Regions from separate parts of the Mus musculus genome. Here region 1 is linked to region 2. The links are chromatin loops, found by intact Hi-C in ENCODE. Cell type or tissue: left cerebral cortex. All regions are shown on one strand.

What was found. A loop is a pair of places that touch in the nucleus more often than their neighbours do. Peaks named below come from ENCODE experiments on the same cell type or tissue, not always from the same donor. Only the 100,000 strongest peaks of a DNase experiment are listed, where the experiment ranks them.
Region 1: it touches region 2 in a loop (2.7-fold over the local background); 4 of 42 quality-filtered maps call a loop at or near these places.

Annotation. Positions count from the first base shown.
Region 1 is chr16:93,781,402-93,789,401 of GRCm38, reverse strand. It overlaps Dop1b (DOP1 leucine zipper like protein B), which reads right to left. Exons shown (of 37, transcript NM_027293.1): 25 at 7,097-7,201; 26 at 6,924-6,990. Among named protein-coding and RNA genes, the nearest start is that of 2310043M15Rik, 9.5 kb to the left of the region's middle. In left cerebral cortex, CTCF peaks have their summits at 3,394 (motif pointing right) and 5,049 (motif pointing right); DNase peaks (open chromatin) are centred at 1,952 and 3,392.
Region 2 is chr16:93,600,825-93,608,824 of GRCm38, reverse strand. Setd4 (SET domain containing 4) reads left to right here and starts at 5,010. Exons shown (of 12, transcript NM_145482.3): 1 at 5,010-5,259; 2 at 5,614-5,688; 3 at 7,027-7,187. The coding sequence starts at 7,118. Cbr1 (carbonyl reductase 1) reads right to left here and starts at 988. Exons shown (of 3, transcript NM_007620.2): 1 at 571-988; 2 at 1-36. The coding sequence starts at 859. In left cerebral cortex, no CTCF peak of the experiment used is centred here; DNase peaks (open chromatin) are centred at 956, 4,023 and 4,878; H3K4me3 peaks cover 2,743 bases; H3K27ac peaks cover 2,042 bases.

The sequences.
Region 1 (8,000 bases), 180 kb before region 2:
AGGGTTAGGGTTACGGTAGGGTTAGGGTTAGGGTTAGGGTTAGGGTTAGGGTTAGGGTTACGGTAGGGTTAGGGTTAGGGTTAGGGTTAGGGTTAGGGTTAGGGTTAGGGTTACGGTAGGGTTAGGGTTAGGGTTAGGGTTAGGGTTAGGGTTAGGGTTAGGGTTAGGGTTAGGGTTAGGGTTAGGGTTAGGGTTAGGGTTAGGGTTAGGGCTACTCAGGGAGACTCCTGTTCCAAACAACCAAAACAACAGCAGCAGCACCTCCCAACAGTGCCCCGCCCCCGAGACAAAAACCACATCAACCTCCTGGGACTGGTGCTCGCCCGCCCGGGATCTAAGGTACAATTGTAAGTAACAAGCTGTGCACGGTGACAAAGTGGATAGAGAGCACTAGTCACCCACTCTCCCCTCCATCATGCTTCGACACTGAGAACACTGGCCACCGCATGTCTCCATCTTGCTCTCTCTCTGGCTGACCATGAGACTCTCTTTTTCCTCAAGGTGCCAGTGGATAAACATCTTTATGACAAGAAGCCCAGACCACACCTTCGCTAGGCCTGCTATGAGCATCTCCTGCCTACCCCTCAATTATTGCTCTGTGTAAACCTTGAGTGTTTGTTAGGGCTCTGGGGAGGTACCTGCGGACACTGGAGCAGTGGACCAGTAGTTGAGCCTAGCTTGCTGGACCTTCGAGTGGTTTTCCTTTCTGTTGCTATGACCAAATATCTGAAAACAATGTAAGGCAGGGGGTGAAAAGGGGTGGGGCTGGGGTGGAGCTGGGTGTTGGTAATTCTGGCTTACATTTTGAAGTGATAATTCTTTCTCAGTGGGGGCCAGCTAGATATACTGTATTTACCCCAGGAAGCAGAGAGCATACAGGAAGTGGGGGCTGGCTATAAAGCCTTAAGGCTCCATCAGTGATCTACTCCCTCCAGAGACTCCCACTCTTAATGGTTCCATATTCTTCCCCAACAGTGCCACCAGCCAGGACCCCATGTTCTCGCACATGCGCACAAACACACACACACACAGAGGCAAGCACACATGCAGGAGCAATGGCTTCTGCCTGAAACTCCAGGAACACCACTCTAAGTAAGCAGTCATCCTGAAGGAAGCTGGAGAACACGCAGGTTATTTGCTAACAGTCGCTGAAGCCAGGAGTGCTTTCCCCTCCCATGCAGGAGGCCCTGGATTCAACCCCTTCCACCACACTGCAGCGCAAAAAACCAACCGAATAAAAACCAAGTAAAAACCAGTTATTCCACAGTGCTGGGAGCAACCTCCTAACATTTCCATCTGCTATTAAAAAGCCGTCTTTTCTAGTTCTGGCTTTCTGTGGTTTATCATGCTAGGAGCAAAAGTGGTCCGCCTCCAAAGCCCTGCCCTGCCCTGTGCTAGGAGACTCAGCTCAGGAACTGAGGCCTGCGGCTCAGTCATCCGTTCCTATCTGGGGGAAATCGATGTGTGTTCACACCTCCTCAGAAAAAGTGTCACTCGAAAGACTATATGTTAAATATAGACATAAACTGGATTCTAGAGGCTTGTAATTAAGTGCTGGTTATACTTTCCAATATTTTTAAACTCAAGAAATGTAATTTTGTTTGGTCTTCTTCTTGTGCCCAGCCTAAAGCAGGACATATACATTCACTTAAAAGGCATGAAGAGCACACAGGTGTGCCATCACTGACGACCTGAGCAGTTATAAAAGCTGTAAGCCGTACTGGGAGGCCTGTAAACTCATGTGTTAAGAGAAAGGATTTATATCTAATTTATAGCTAGCTATAAAAAAAGGAGGGCACTGTCTGTATTCTAAGAACAAAATTTATGCACATATAGAAAACCAGAATCTAGAACTTTATGCTTACAACAAAGCTTTCTCTGTTGGTCACGGCAGAGGCAGACAGTCTCCCCAGTTGGGTAACCACAGCCAGGCTATCCACACCCACGCCCCACGTGTGGTCAGGCACACAGCCCCCTTTGAGCTCAGTGACTTGTTAGTACCTGTGGGGAGGAGCCAGGTCAGTAGGTGCAGGAGGGGGAGGAGAGGGTATTGGGAAATGAGTTCCATCAAATGAGCCTATGAAATATCAAAGAAAAATATTTAAAAACATAAAAACTGGCCTTCTCTTGATAAAACACACACTCTCTCTCCCTCTTCCTCTCATCCCATTGTATGTTGGGAGATATTAAGACAACTCTATTGTCTTGATCTCTAATTGGGCCTCTCCCCCGAGAAGAAAAGGGGGTCAAAAGCGGGCCACCGACGCACCGTTCCAAGAACAACCACAGAATGTTCCAGCCCTAAGTCAGCGCCAGATGTCCTGACCACAAGATGTACCCTGATACCACCAAGTTCCTGCTTCCCCCGTGTAGTTGCCAAAAGAAAAATTTCCGCTGCCCCATCCCTCCTGCTGAGAAGTACTTCCTCCTTTGCTTGTGCATTTAAGCCTTGAACCTTGCTGAATACAGAGAGACCTTGATGCTACTCAGACTGCTTCCTTGTCGTTCTTGCACTTGGTTTCCGTCTCTCCCTCCCCCCATTTGGTTCTTAGGAGAAGGTCCCCTCGAGACCCTCGAATAACTGGACCTGCTGGATGGGTCAATTGTATTTTATAACAATGTGGTTGCTGGGAACCAAACTTGGGTTCCCCACAAGAAGAGCAAGTCTTCTTGGCCGCTGACCCAATACTCTTAAATGTATTCTGAGGGAATGGAGCTTTGTGAACTGATGATCCCCGACAAAAGGTAGCACCCTTTCTTAGCCACTGAGGGCTGCAGAGACTAGGTATGCTGCAGACGCAGAGCTGGGGGCTCTATGAACTGCCTTTAGTTCAGTATCGGAATCCATCCCCACACCTCCGGCTGACTTAACATCCTTTCAACGGTCAGGCAAAACCCATAACCGCTAAAGACACCATGTGATAGAGCTTGGCTTGCCTCACCTGCTCCCCGTGCTCCCTCTGACTACTGAGTGTGCCTTGCTCTATGGCTTTCTTGTTCTATGACAATGAAAGTCCATCCAATTGCTTCTGGTGTCGGAACACATCGGTCACAGCAACCCAAACCTGTGCCTCAGGCCATGGCCACTCATATTTGGCTCAGAATAAACTCTAATTCCCTTTGAAGCAGGAGCTGTGTTTTGCATTGGCTGCTTGTTTTAGAGTAAATTTTAACTATGCCCTGTCTATATTCCACAGGAGTGTAACTTTGTTCTATGATGCTGCCACTTTAGGTGGACTCCAGGGAAACTCTAGGGCCACCTCTTTACTCCTCGTCATTGGGACAGACTGAAACCCAGAAGGGCTCACCAGTAATGCCTTTAGGCAACGGTGAGCTGTGGGGATGGTAACGCTCTATTGACAGTGAGCGAGTGCTCTGCTCGAATCCCTCCAGTAGGTGGCGATGTTCACTAGCTTCACCGCTGGCTCCAGCTGCACTCAGCTCTGCTGGGACCCTCTAGAACAAGCAAGCAGCTTAGATCCCTTTTAAGTACCTCAGCTGCCCTGATGGACTCCATGTGGCAACGCAGTAAAAGGTATTCGGATGTCACAAAGTCCCAAATCCCTTGAGACTGAGAAATGTACCTGAAACCAGGGCAATTTTAACAGAGCCCAAGTAACCAAAACCTGTTTTCAAAAGGTGACTGTCAGGCGGGAGGTCTTTGGGACAAAGAAGACACCCCTCCTCCACCAGGAAGAAGCCAGTGCTCGTGGGACTCCGAGACAGAACAAAGAGAGTCCCACCAGGTTGCCAGGCTTACAGAAGCCGGCCCAGAACACTGGACAAAGCACACACTTGGTTTCAGATTCTAAAGTGACCACTTGACACAGGACACACGACCAGACCCCCAAACCCAGACCATCGTGGTGATTTCATGGACCTCCTACCCTGACGACCCCCGTAACTAATCCTGAATAAACCTGCCTTTTACTTAGGGGGTCTGTGTGTAAATCTACACATTCCTGGCTTTTGTTCTGTCCTTTCTAAACCTGGTAGCTTGATTTGGGGAAGACAGGGGCAGAAGAAAAATTTCTTTCTCTCCAGGTTTTGATCAAAACTGTAAATAAATTCAAGAATCATCTTTATCATCATCTTCTTCTCCTCTTCCTCCTCCTCTCTCTTTTTCCCCCAGACTCCTCTTCCTCCTCAGATTTATTTATTTTATGTAAGTGACCACACTGTGGCTCTCTTCAGACACACCAGAAGAGGTCCTCAGATCTCTTTACAGATGGTTGTGAGCCACCATGTGGTTGCTGGGGACTGAGCTCAGGACCTCTGGAAGAGCAGTCAGTGCTTTAACCTCTGAGCCATCTCTTCAGCTCCCCAAACTGTCTTCTTTGAATCCCAGACAGTGGTAGGTGTCACAGCCAAGCACTACTGGTGGAGGGCTCCACGGCAGCTCTGTCCCAACCTGTAGGCTGCTACCCTGCCTTCCTAGAAAGCAAGAAGAAAACCTGCAACGGGGGTGGGGGGTGGGGTGGGGGCTGGTGAGATGGCTCAGTGGGTAAGAGCACCCAACTGCTCTTCCAGAGGTCCAGAGTTCAAATCCCAGCAACTACATGGTGGCTCACAACCATCTGTAATGAGATCTGATGCCCTCTTCTGGAGTGTCTAAAGACAGCTACAGTGTACTTACATATAATAAACAAACAAACAAACAAACAAACAAACAAACAAAAAACCCTGCAACCTCCAGGCAAGGAACGTTTGAATGGCTGTGCTAACTGGTCTCTGCTTAAACTCCATTGAGGAGTAGCCTGACACGAAACAACAGGTTCTGGGAGTTTGTGTTAATGTGCTTTGCCCTCTGTCCCCATACACAGAACAACTCAGAATCCCGTTAGGTCACTGGTTCCTTAGTTTTCCTTCATCTGGAAAAGCTGCTTCCATGGCGGGCCTGCTGGAATACTATAACAAAATGTTGCCTGTTTAAGTGCAATAAGAGCTTTACGATTTATTTATTTTTATTTTAGGGTGCTTTGTCTGCAAGTATGTCTGTGCACCAAATGTATGCAGTGCCACTGGAGTCCATTGGAGGGCGCCAGATCCTCTGGAGCTGGAGTTACAGATGGTTGTGGGTCACCATGTGGGTGCTGGGAACCAAGCCCTCGTCCTCTGCAAGAGCAGCTGGTGCTCGTAATCACTGAGACATCTCTCAAGCCTCAACTATAGGCGAAAGCAGGAAGATCAGAAAGCTATTCTGGGAAACTCAGCAAGAGTAAGAATTTTGAAGTGACTTGGTATACAGCTCAGGAGTCCTGGCTGGTCCCCAGCTGCACAGAAACAGTGAGACCAGCCTGGGCTGGCGGCCTAGGCCTATGACCCAAGCCCTGAGGAGACTGAGGCAGGAAGACTCTGAGTTTAAAGCTAACCTGAGCTACACAGCAAGACCATTTCTCAGAAAACAGGGCCAGGAGGAAAGAGAACCAGATTAGATGTCCATCAACAGATAGGTAGGAAAATGCGGTAAAAATTGTAGCTGTAAGGAAAAATAAATGAATCTTCTTTTGCAGGAAGATTGAGGCAACTGGAAATCATCATGTTAGCAAAATAAGACAAATAATGTGAACTTTCTATCTGTATGTATGCAACTATGTGTGTATATGTAGGCATGAATGTGCATGCGTGTGTACATGTGTCATGAAGCCAGAATTAGGTTGTAAGAGAGTTAGACACAATCCTAAGGGAGGTGGGAGATGGAGAGGATGAGGGCAGGACAGGGCAGGGGTTCCTCCATCTTACATGTGAGTGTGACAGGGCAGGACAGGGCAGAGCTTCTTTCATCTGTAGTCTTGCTCAGGCCATGTCAGGTTTAACTAGAATTTGATCTCCTTGATGGAGAATCCTGTAGAAAACTGCCCAACTCTATTCCAGGACCAGAGGCCAAGACGCCCCCAGCTAACTTACCTTAGCTGCTCTTTAACTGCTTGCTTCTGCAAACCTCCCCTGCAGCTGCAGAGGGAAACAACAGGAAGTAACTTTTGCCTTTAAAAGCTCCTTGGTCAGGCTGGAGAGATGGCTCAGCAGTTAAGAGCACTGACTGCTCTTCCAGAGGTCCTGAGTCAATTCCCAGCAACCACATGGTGGCTCACAACCATCTGTAATGGGGTCTGATGCCCTCTTCTGGTGTGTCTGAAGGCAGCTACAGTGTACTCATCATATATATAAAATAAATAAAACCTTTGAAAAAAAAAACCAAAAACCAAAACAAAACAAAAAACCCAAAAAGCCTTGATCTAAATGCTCTGGGCTGCACTTAAGCCCTGGATACCCAAGTATAGTACCAGCCACTGAGTAGACATTCAGATGACTATAAATGGTTGAGTGGTCATCTCTGTAGTCAAGGAATACTGTACATCTATTTTTAATTGAGTCTTTGGTTAAAAAGAATAGCCACAGACTTAATATTCGTAACTGCAGACCAGTGATGCCCGAAGTATATCATGACTTTGTTTGTTTGTTTGTTTGTTTGTTTGTTTTTGAGATGGATCCTTACTAAGTAGCCATAGAATTCACTATGTGGCTTGGAACTCATAGCAATCCCCCTGCCTCAGCACCCTGGTTTTAGTATTCTGGTCCTCAATGCTGGGATTATACGCATGGGCCACTACATCTGGGTAAGTTTTACTGTTTGAATTTTTGAATTTTCTTATGAACACGCTTTGCTTTTATACTGGGGCAAAGAGAAAGTTTTAAGGAAAGCTTCCTGGGAGGAGAAAGATTCGTGCTTTAGAGATATCAATGCCCAGCTCACAATAGACCCTGCCCAAGACTGCTTGATCTTCCTTCCTGAGTGGAAGAGGCTTAGAACCCAGGCAAAGCTAAGATGCAGTTCTGGGTAAGGGTTATTAGCAACAGTGGCATTCTTACAGACTACAGGATGACAGACTACTGGACCTTCCCCAACAGTCTCATATACACACCTGCAGGTCTTTTTGGTCCTTCTTGCTTTCCAGGTTGGGTGTTCTTGTCACAAAGTCATTCAACATGCTGTTGAGAGACAATCAGCTTCTGGTCAAAATGTTACAGAAATAAAGATAAAATGTATCCCTCCTATAGAAAACACTGTATCTGTGTGGATGTGGAGAATCTATACCTGAGAAGCAGAAAGTATCCAGGGGGAGCCAGGTTCAGCTGCGCAGCCTCCTTCAGGACGCCCAGGAGGGAAGGGAAGGCCTCCTGCAGGTCTGGTATGGACAGTCTGTTTAAAAAACAAGACCAAATCTGAGCACATTTCAGATGCAGGGAAGCAGCTGGGAGAACAGCACAGCTGCCTGGCCTCATGGCTGCCCGGCTTAGTTTATTACAGTCTCTGCAAGCTCAGAGTCAGTCCTGGGGCAAGCACCTGCAGGTGGGGAACCTGGAGCAGCTTCTGACATGTGGCCACTCCGCCTTTCACTGTCTGGAAAATGAAAGCCTTGGCCAGCTGCTCAGCTTTCATTCTTGGCCATGCTTGCCCAGCGCTGAGGACAGCATGCATCATGGGTGGTAAAGACGCAGCGTGAAGGGAGGTGAAACACGCATTTGACCATTGCCCAGGGCAGCTCTCGAGAGGGTCAGGCCTCTACGGCAGCGAGGAGGGTGCTGACATCTCGGCTGTGCAGCCAGGCACTGCAGTACAGTTTGCTAAAGCACAGATGCAGTCAGAGGGCCCCAGGTCCACACCCTGGTGCCTACCTTCCTGCCTCTTGTTCCACCTTGGTGGCTCCTCCTCTGCAGCAGAAGGACGATAAAAATCTGCCCTGAAGCTGCTGAGCAGCTCAGAGCCACTAAAAGCCACAGAGGTCAGCTGGTGTCACAGTAGCACTGGCTATCCCAAAGAGTGGCATGACTAGCCCAGAAGACTGCAAAAGATGCTCCTGAGAGAAGGCTGACACTAGTTTGAATTTAACATCAATCAGCCCAGTGACTGCTGGGATGGCAGTCCTCAGTTTACCTGTCTGTGGCTGCACACTGTGAAGAGGAGGAGTAGCTGAGATGTTAACTGTGCGAACCAAGGA
Region 2 (8,000 bases):
CCTCTGCTTGAATGTGGAAGGGGGTGTCGTCATTGACTTTCGGGGGGGGGGGGGGGAGAAGAGAACCGAGTTAGCGGAGTGGAAATGTAAAGACCTAAGTAAGCTAGAGCTTTAGAGATCCACTTGCAAGTACAGTCTTGTTTACATACAGCTCTGCATCACTGTCCATCTGACAATTTTCTATTGTGCTTGAAAGACACCACCACCACTGGGGGTGGCTAGGTGAAGTTTGTATATATCAGGATCTTAAGGAAACACCGTTTCCCTCTGTCTCTTTCTCTCTCCTCAATCTCTTGCTTATTTCAGTATCAGATATAGTTCCACTTAAGTATCGCCAAGTCCAATTCAATTACTCAACAACTGGGTGAGGGAAACCTAGAAATGATGGCGAACATTGAGGCTCTGCTTTCCTGCAGCCCCTACTACCCTGTCCTGTTTCTCCCAGGGGATCTGTTTCAGAGTCCTACAGCATAGTGCTCCTGGTCCTAGTAATGATCCCAGAGAGGCACAGCCCACCTTGCCACCAGGCTCTGGGGAAGCCACCTTCCATCTCCACACCCAATGGCTTACCCTTGAAGGCGATGCCTGCGTTGTTGACCAGCACGTCCAGGCCTCCGTATTCCTTGAGCAGAAAGTCGCGCAGTGCGCGAATGCTCTGCGGGTTGTCGATGTCCAGCTGGTGGAAGCGTGGGCTCAGGCCCTCCGCCTGCAGCTTTTGCACTGCCGTTTGGCCCCGCTCCTCGTCCCGCGCCGCGAGCACCACGTCCCCGGAGAATTTCCGACACAGGTCACGAGTGATCGCGAATCCGATTCCTTTGTTAGCACCGGTCACCAGCGCCACGGGTCTGCTGGAAGACATGGCTGCGTGAGAAGGGAGGCCGTCGGAGACCAAGGAACTTGGCGCAAACTCTGCCTCTCGAGGCTGCTGGAGAGTGGTTCAAGACCGGTTCACTGGCGGACTGAAATTGGCGTCGACAATGTCGCACCTAGCACGCATGCGCAGTTTAAGCCCCCTCCCTACGGGGGGCGTGGCTGGTGGGGGGTGTGTTTGTTGTTTAGTGTGGATTTTAAAGTTGCCTCTTGTCAAATTGCTGTGTATTTAGGAAATGGCTCACCTTACCTGAACTCCGTTTTTTTTTTTTTGTTTTTTGTTTTTTTTTTAAATAAAAGTTTACCATGCAACGAAAGGTGTCAGGTTGTCTGTTATCTCAGATTATGCATTATGCAGTTGGGGGTTACATACCAGCCAGGAAAAAAACCGGCCAGGTCAAATGACTGACATCTCAGGCTTTTTCCTGAAGGCGTGTTGAAGCCAGCTGCCAGGCAAGACTGCAGGAGAAGGCGAGAGAGAGAGAGAGAGAGAGAGAGAGAGAGAGAGAGGGAGGGAGGGAGGGAGGGAGGGAGGGAGGGAGGGAGGGAGGGAGGGAGGGAGGGAGGGAGGGAGGGAGAGAGAGAGAGAGAGAGAGAGAGAGAGAGAGAGAGAGAGAGAGAGAGAGAGAGAGAGAGAGAGAGAAACACAGCTTTGCACCTGGAAATCATGCATTCAGCTTGCCCACGGGTCTAGGTCTTCCTCATTACTTGTATGAATTTTTCACTGTTTTCCCCAACTTGCAAATTGGACCTCTGTACGTTTTCTTTCTGGTGTTTAAAAAAAATAACATAAAGCTGCCACTTAAGTTGTAGGAACTTGAATTGTAGGACAAACTGGGAGATTATGATGAGGAATCGCAATTTGTGTTGAATTCACCTCTTAGGACACCAAAGCAAAGCTATTGGGGTAATCTTTGGGCAGGAAACATTCCTTACTAGCCTGTGGTATCCCTTTAGATACTTCTAATTGCTTTGTCTTACCTGGATGTTTGTATTGAGTGTACAGATGTGTACAGGGCCTTCAGGGGATGCTGCTCTTCTGTGCACCACAATGCACCCTTTTAGTCCCTTTTTAAGATGACATGATGCCATATGCTCGCAAAATGACATTTGGTTCAGTCGTGGGAAACAGATTTCGTCACTGGTTCCTAACACCCTGGCTATAGGGATCTCCAGGTCAAGTTTCGTTTCCTCTCCATTCAGTAGGTTGCTATTAGAAACAAGTGGCCATTTAGATTAAAATAAGACATTTTAGTTATACTGACCCCACAGGAAGACCTCTCTGTGTGTATGAAGGTCATTGTATTAGGAATACAGTAAAATAAAGGAGACAGGTATAAGATTTCCATTTCAAAATATTCTACTGCCTCATATACATTGCTTGTAAATTGCCGTTCAAAGTAAGCTCCTAGTCAATTGCTTAAGAAACCTGAATAATCCAAAAAAAAAAATGCTGCCCAGGGTGGGATGGCTCAGCAAGTGAGGGCAAGGACCTTGGTCACCCAGCAGCCTGAGTTCAATCCTTGGAACCCATGTAACCACAGGAAGCAAGAACGGTGTATGCGTGTTCTGATTGAACCCATGTCTGCGTACCATGTGCCATGCCCAGAGGGCAGAAGAGGGCACCGGGCATCAGATCCCACAGACTGGAGTCACACGAGGTTGTGAGCTGCCGAAAGTATAGTAAAACACCACGTATCCACAGCAAGACAAGCTTCCAGTTCTGTTCAGACTCCTCTTTTGTGACCTCAGGTAAATTTATTCATTCTGTATGATTTCCTTGGCATTTTAGGTTTTGTGTCCATCACAGTCAAGGCATAAAAGGATCTTGTTGGTCTTGCTTGAGCAAACACCCCTCCAGTGTCCTCGGCGCTCAGCAGTGTCACATAGATGTGGTCACACCTTGCATGGTCTGGATACCTGCTCTGTCATCCAGGATAATTTAGCTGTTTATGGTTTGCTCTTTTATATATCAGTGACTATTTGGTCTGCAATCTCCATACCCCCAGGGACTTTCTTCTGTTGCTGGAGTGAGACAGATGTTCATTGAATTATTTCAGTACAAAAGCCACGCAGGGGTAGTTCGTGGTGTATAAGGAACCTTGAGGGCAGTGCAGATCCTGCTGTCTTAATAAACAAAGTTGCAGAAGAGCATAATGAATGACAATTAGGGGGTGGGGGAGGTTTTGGGAGACAAGCTAGGGTCCTCCTGATCACTCTTGATTTATTATTTGCGCCTTGCATTAGAAACTGCCTCAATCTGTTAAAGATGTTTCAAGACAGATCAAAGCCATTCAAGATGAACTTGGCTCTTTGCCACCATGGTGGGGACTGACCTCCTCAGTGCATCCCACGGAGTGATGTACACTCTCCTCAAGGGACAATGCTGTCTTTACAGCAACCAATCAAAGGTGGCTTGTATGAGGCCCAGAGGCTTAGGGACCAGATACTGAAAATCCAGTGTCCTTCTTGCATCCTGGCTCCTCCCCATTCTCCTGACTTTCCTCTGTATCCTCCTTATCCTGACCTTTTGGCCTTTTAACCTTTTTCCCCCCTTCATCTTCTCTGGAGACAGGGTTTCTCTGTGGAGCCCTCACTGTCTTGGGATTTGCTAGGTAGAGCAGGCTAGCATAGATCCACCTGCCTCTGCCTCCAGAGTGCTGGGGTTAAAGGCATGTGCCATCATACCGAGCCCTAACTTTTTTGTTTGTTTGTTTTTTTAACAGAAGTTTCTCTTGGATCGTTTCACTGACATTACTCAGTTATTCATACAAATCAAAGCCAAAACAGTACTTCTTTTAGAGTCATGCCAGATCAAACCCCTAGAAAATGATGCTCCCTGCCAGCAGGAACTAGGTAGACAGAAACAGTCGCCCCTATCCTTTGCATATAAAGGATCTGGAACAAACACCGCACCCCCCCCCCGCGACCCCCCCTCCCAATCAAGACCCTGAAATTGAATTCAAACGTAGCGATTCAGAGATTGCAGAAATAAAAAGTAGCTGATATTGTTAGCATCAGGACCTCCCAAACCTATGACATCACATAGGCGACAGCGCGACCTGCAGCATATTCCCAGCATCCACTTGGCTCACCTCCCACCTTTACCTTCATTACGTCATTTTCCATATAAATAAGGAGAACGCCCCCTCTGTCACTCCCTCTTTTCTCTTTCCGCCGCCACCTCGTCCCTCTCTCTCAATAAAACCTCTTCCACGTGGAACTGTTTTGGCCTAGTATGCTGTTAAGACGCGACCTGACATTCTAACACATCAGATATCTATCCCAGTGGCAGTGGTTGCAAAAACGTACAACAGGCGCTGTAGTGTCAGAACCCAGCTTTCTCATTCTGTCCCTTTCTCCCTTCCACATCCTTAGCTACAAAAACTCCAGCTTAAAGCATGAAATGTGCCTTTTCCTGACCTCTGGTCTTTATGTGACAAAGTCCCGTGCTTGGATCGCGACATGCAGAGCTAGAACTAGAAAACCCACTTCTTTGAGTAAAGCTTGCTCCTCGCTGTTTGAGGACGTCTAAATTCTCTCTCTCTCTCTCTTTTTATTTCTTCCCATAATCCTAATTCGTACTTTTACTCTGACCCTAACAGTTCCAGTAACAGTCTTGGGACAAGACAGAAATGCCTTCATAGTGGATAAGAGGAAAGGCGGGGGACAGGCTGTCTGGGAGAATGGACCGCCTGGGTCCTGGCAGCTGGAGGGCAGGGCAAGGTGGGGATCAGGTAAGCCAGTCTGGTGGAGGGGGCAGGAAGTCGGAGGAAGAAAGGACACGGTGAGGAAAGACTTCCCGTTGGCTATTTGGAGCATGGGTCAGCAGCTATGCTCATCGCGTTATGGCGTAGCTGTGGAGGCCTGGGAGTTGCGCATGCGCGTGCCAGAGGCGTAGGCTCGCCGCACCGCAGCCGCTTTCTCCGTAGCTGGTGGAGCGGTCTGCGTCCGTACCCCGGCTTCGCCGCGGTTTCTAAGGTAAGCAGGAGCACTTCCGGTGGGCCTGGCGTTGCCTGGGCAACGGGAGCGGGGTTCCGTTGGCTTTTTTGAGTTCTGTGTAGCTCCAGACCCCAATTTCCTCTGCGCGTGTGGAACCTCTCCCGGAACGGAAGTCAGGACCAGAGCGACTACTGCGCAGGCGTGGTGTGCGGCCAGCGGGCCTGGGTTGGTTCGCTGGTGCGGGTGGCATGGATTGATTGATGTCCGGTCCGTCCAGGACTGCGAGCCAGGACGGCGCTGTGGCGTGTGGCCATCACTGAGGCCCCGGTGGCAAGCAGGGGGCAGGGCTGCGGTGGAACTGCGCGTCCTTGTGCACCACACGTGGGCTCCAGGACGGACCTGGTGCCTGGCTCCAGACTGACTCGTAAAGCAAGTCTTGCTGCCGAGGTAGATTAAACTACCTGGGCGGCTTGGTGGGCGGTCCTTTCCTGCCCTCCTTTATTTTTAGAGTAGATTTTAAAATCATTTCCACTGGTTTGGCACATGTTAGATGGATGTCACTTTAGTACGGTACAGGGTAGGATGGAAGTAGTAAAGGCTGTTAAGAATGCTGGACGTGGTGGCGCACGCCTTTAATCCCAGCACTTGGGAGGCAGAGGCAGGCAGATTTCTGAGTTCAAGGCCAGCCTGGTCTACAGAGTGAGTTCCAGGACAGCCAGGGCTACACAGAGAAACCCTGTCTCGAAAAACCAAAAAAAAAAAAAAAAAAAAAAAAGAATGCTTTCATATAATGTTCTCTAGGGCGTTTTGTTACAGAGTCCTGGCATTCTTTTTACCCAGAGGCAGGACCCAAAGGGGTTTATCTTATGTATAAAGGTAAGTTGCCTACAGGTATGTCTACGCACCACACGCTTGCAGTGTATAGAGAGGCTAGAAGAGGACATTGGATCCCCAGGCAGTGGAGTTACACATACGGGTGCTAGGAACTGAACCCTGATCTGCAGGAGCCCCTTGCGCTCTTAACCCCGGAGCTATCTCTCCAGCTGCCCACTCCCCGCCCCTATCTTTTAAACTAGAATTTTCTTCAACTTTAGTGTTACTCAGTATTTCTTGTATGGTTTTAAATGTTAGCATGTATCTTCCAAGGACGCTTGCCTGTGTTTCTGTTGTTAGTTTCTACAGTTGGTCTACACTCTTGTCTGTTCCTGGATCTTTCCTTTTTGGCCTCTGAGAGGCTAATGTGGAATGGAGTCATTTTATGTCTTCCGGTCTCTCTGCCTTGTGCTCTCTTTAGTCTACTGCGAATGCCCATTTTAATCATTCTGACCTTTAGAGCTAAAAATCCACTTTACACCGAGTGGGGCTTATTTATTTTTTCTAAGACTTTTGAACTGATGGGTGCTTCATAATGACCGGGTATTTTTTGTATTAGTTATTATTTTATGTGCATAGATGTTTTGCCTTCGTTTTCTTCTGTGCACTGAGCTGTGTCTCCAGTCCCTGTGTGTTCTTCAGCACAGTTACGTAGCACTATACTAAATGTTCACTAGCATTGAGCTGTGAAAGTCACCAGAGGATATGTTTAGAAAATCAGCTGTGAGATTTTAGTCGGTAGGGCCTCCTGATGGTTTTGTTTGCTCCTTTTAAAGCAGTGGTTCTCAACCTTCCTGATGCTGCTATCCTTAAATACAATTCCTGATGATATAGTGACCCCAGCCATAAAATAATTTTGCCGCTATTTCATAACTGTATTTTTGCTACATTATGAATCATAGTGTACATGTCCAATATGAAGCATATCTAATAGACGACCCCAAAGGGGTTGTGAATCACAGGTTGAGAACTACTGTTTTAGAGGCTTCCCCTCATAAGTGGAACTTGTTACTTCAGGGATCCCAATTGAGCACTAGATAAAATGGTTTGGTGTTCAAAGCTTTTAAGAAAAGGATTTTTTTTTTCCTTAAAGAATGAAAACATGGGGCTGGAGAGATGGCTTAGCATTTACAAACACTGACTACTCTTCCAGAGATCCTGAGTTCAATTCCCAGAACCCACATGGTGGCTCACAACCATCTGTAATGGGATCCAATGCCCTCTTCTGGTGTGTCTGAAGACAGTGACAGTGTACTCATTTATATGTAAAATAAATAAATATTTTCTTAACAAAAAAAATCCTGAAAACATTCACCAAAATAAGTATTTGTATATTCAAAGGTGCCCAGGCCCGTGGTTCTCGTCCAGCTGGAAGGGAGGGCTGAGCTGCGAGTTGTTCTCAGCTAAACACAGCACAGGCTCCAGGGATAGCATGCAGAGACGAAGAGGAAGAACAGAGAGGGCCAGGAAGAGACGGCGGCGAAGCTCTGGTTCAAGAGCAGGTACAGGCTGCTGCTCCTGGGAGGAAGCCCTGTGTAGAGGAGGGTCTGCTCACCGTGCTCCTCAGAGCACTGTTGTTCCTAAGGAACACTTGTTAATGGCGTCCCTGTGTGCTGTGAGAGGTGAAATGTGCCTTACACACTCCTTCTGGTTTCTTCTCTGTGGCTCTGCTTCTGTCTGTCCATCCCTTTCCCTCCTCCTGTCTGTCTATCCCTTTGCTCTGCTCTCTCTCTCTCTGAAGATGATCAGATGTGTGTCTGATCGACGGTGTGAAATACTTTGGTCTCGTCCTCGGCCTGGTGGATGCTGCCTTTTCATGGATTTCTTGCATCTGTCGTCTTTGGTCTTGTTTTCTCTGTGTTGAATATCTGCTTTTTGTTTCTCTGTTTCTCCTTTAGTGTTTTATATTAGATTGGTATATTAATTTCTAATTGCTTTTTCACTATATACTTTTTACATAAGTTTATTTTCATTTTATGTACGTTGGTGTTTTACCTGCGTGTATGCCTGTGGGAGGGTGTTGGGTCCCCTAGAATTGTACTTACAGGCAGTTGTGAGCTGCCATGTGGTTGCTGGGAATTGAATTTGGGGGTCTCTGGAAGGGCAGTCAGTGCTCTCAACCACTGAGCCATCTCTCCATCCTATATATGTGTGTATATATGTGTGTGTGTTTGTGTGTGTGTGTGTGTGTGTGTGTGTGTATGTGTGTATGTATAGAGTTTCACTGCGTATCCCAGGCTGTGCTTCTACTCATTATATAGACCAGGCTAGCCTCTAACTCACAGATGTCTGCCTGCCTCTGTCTCCTGAGAGCT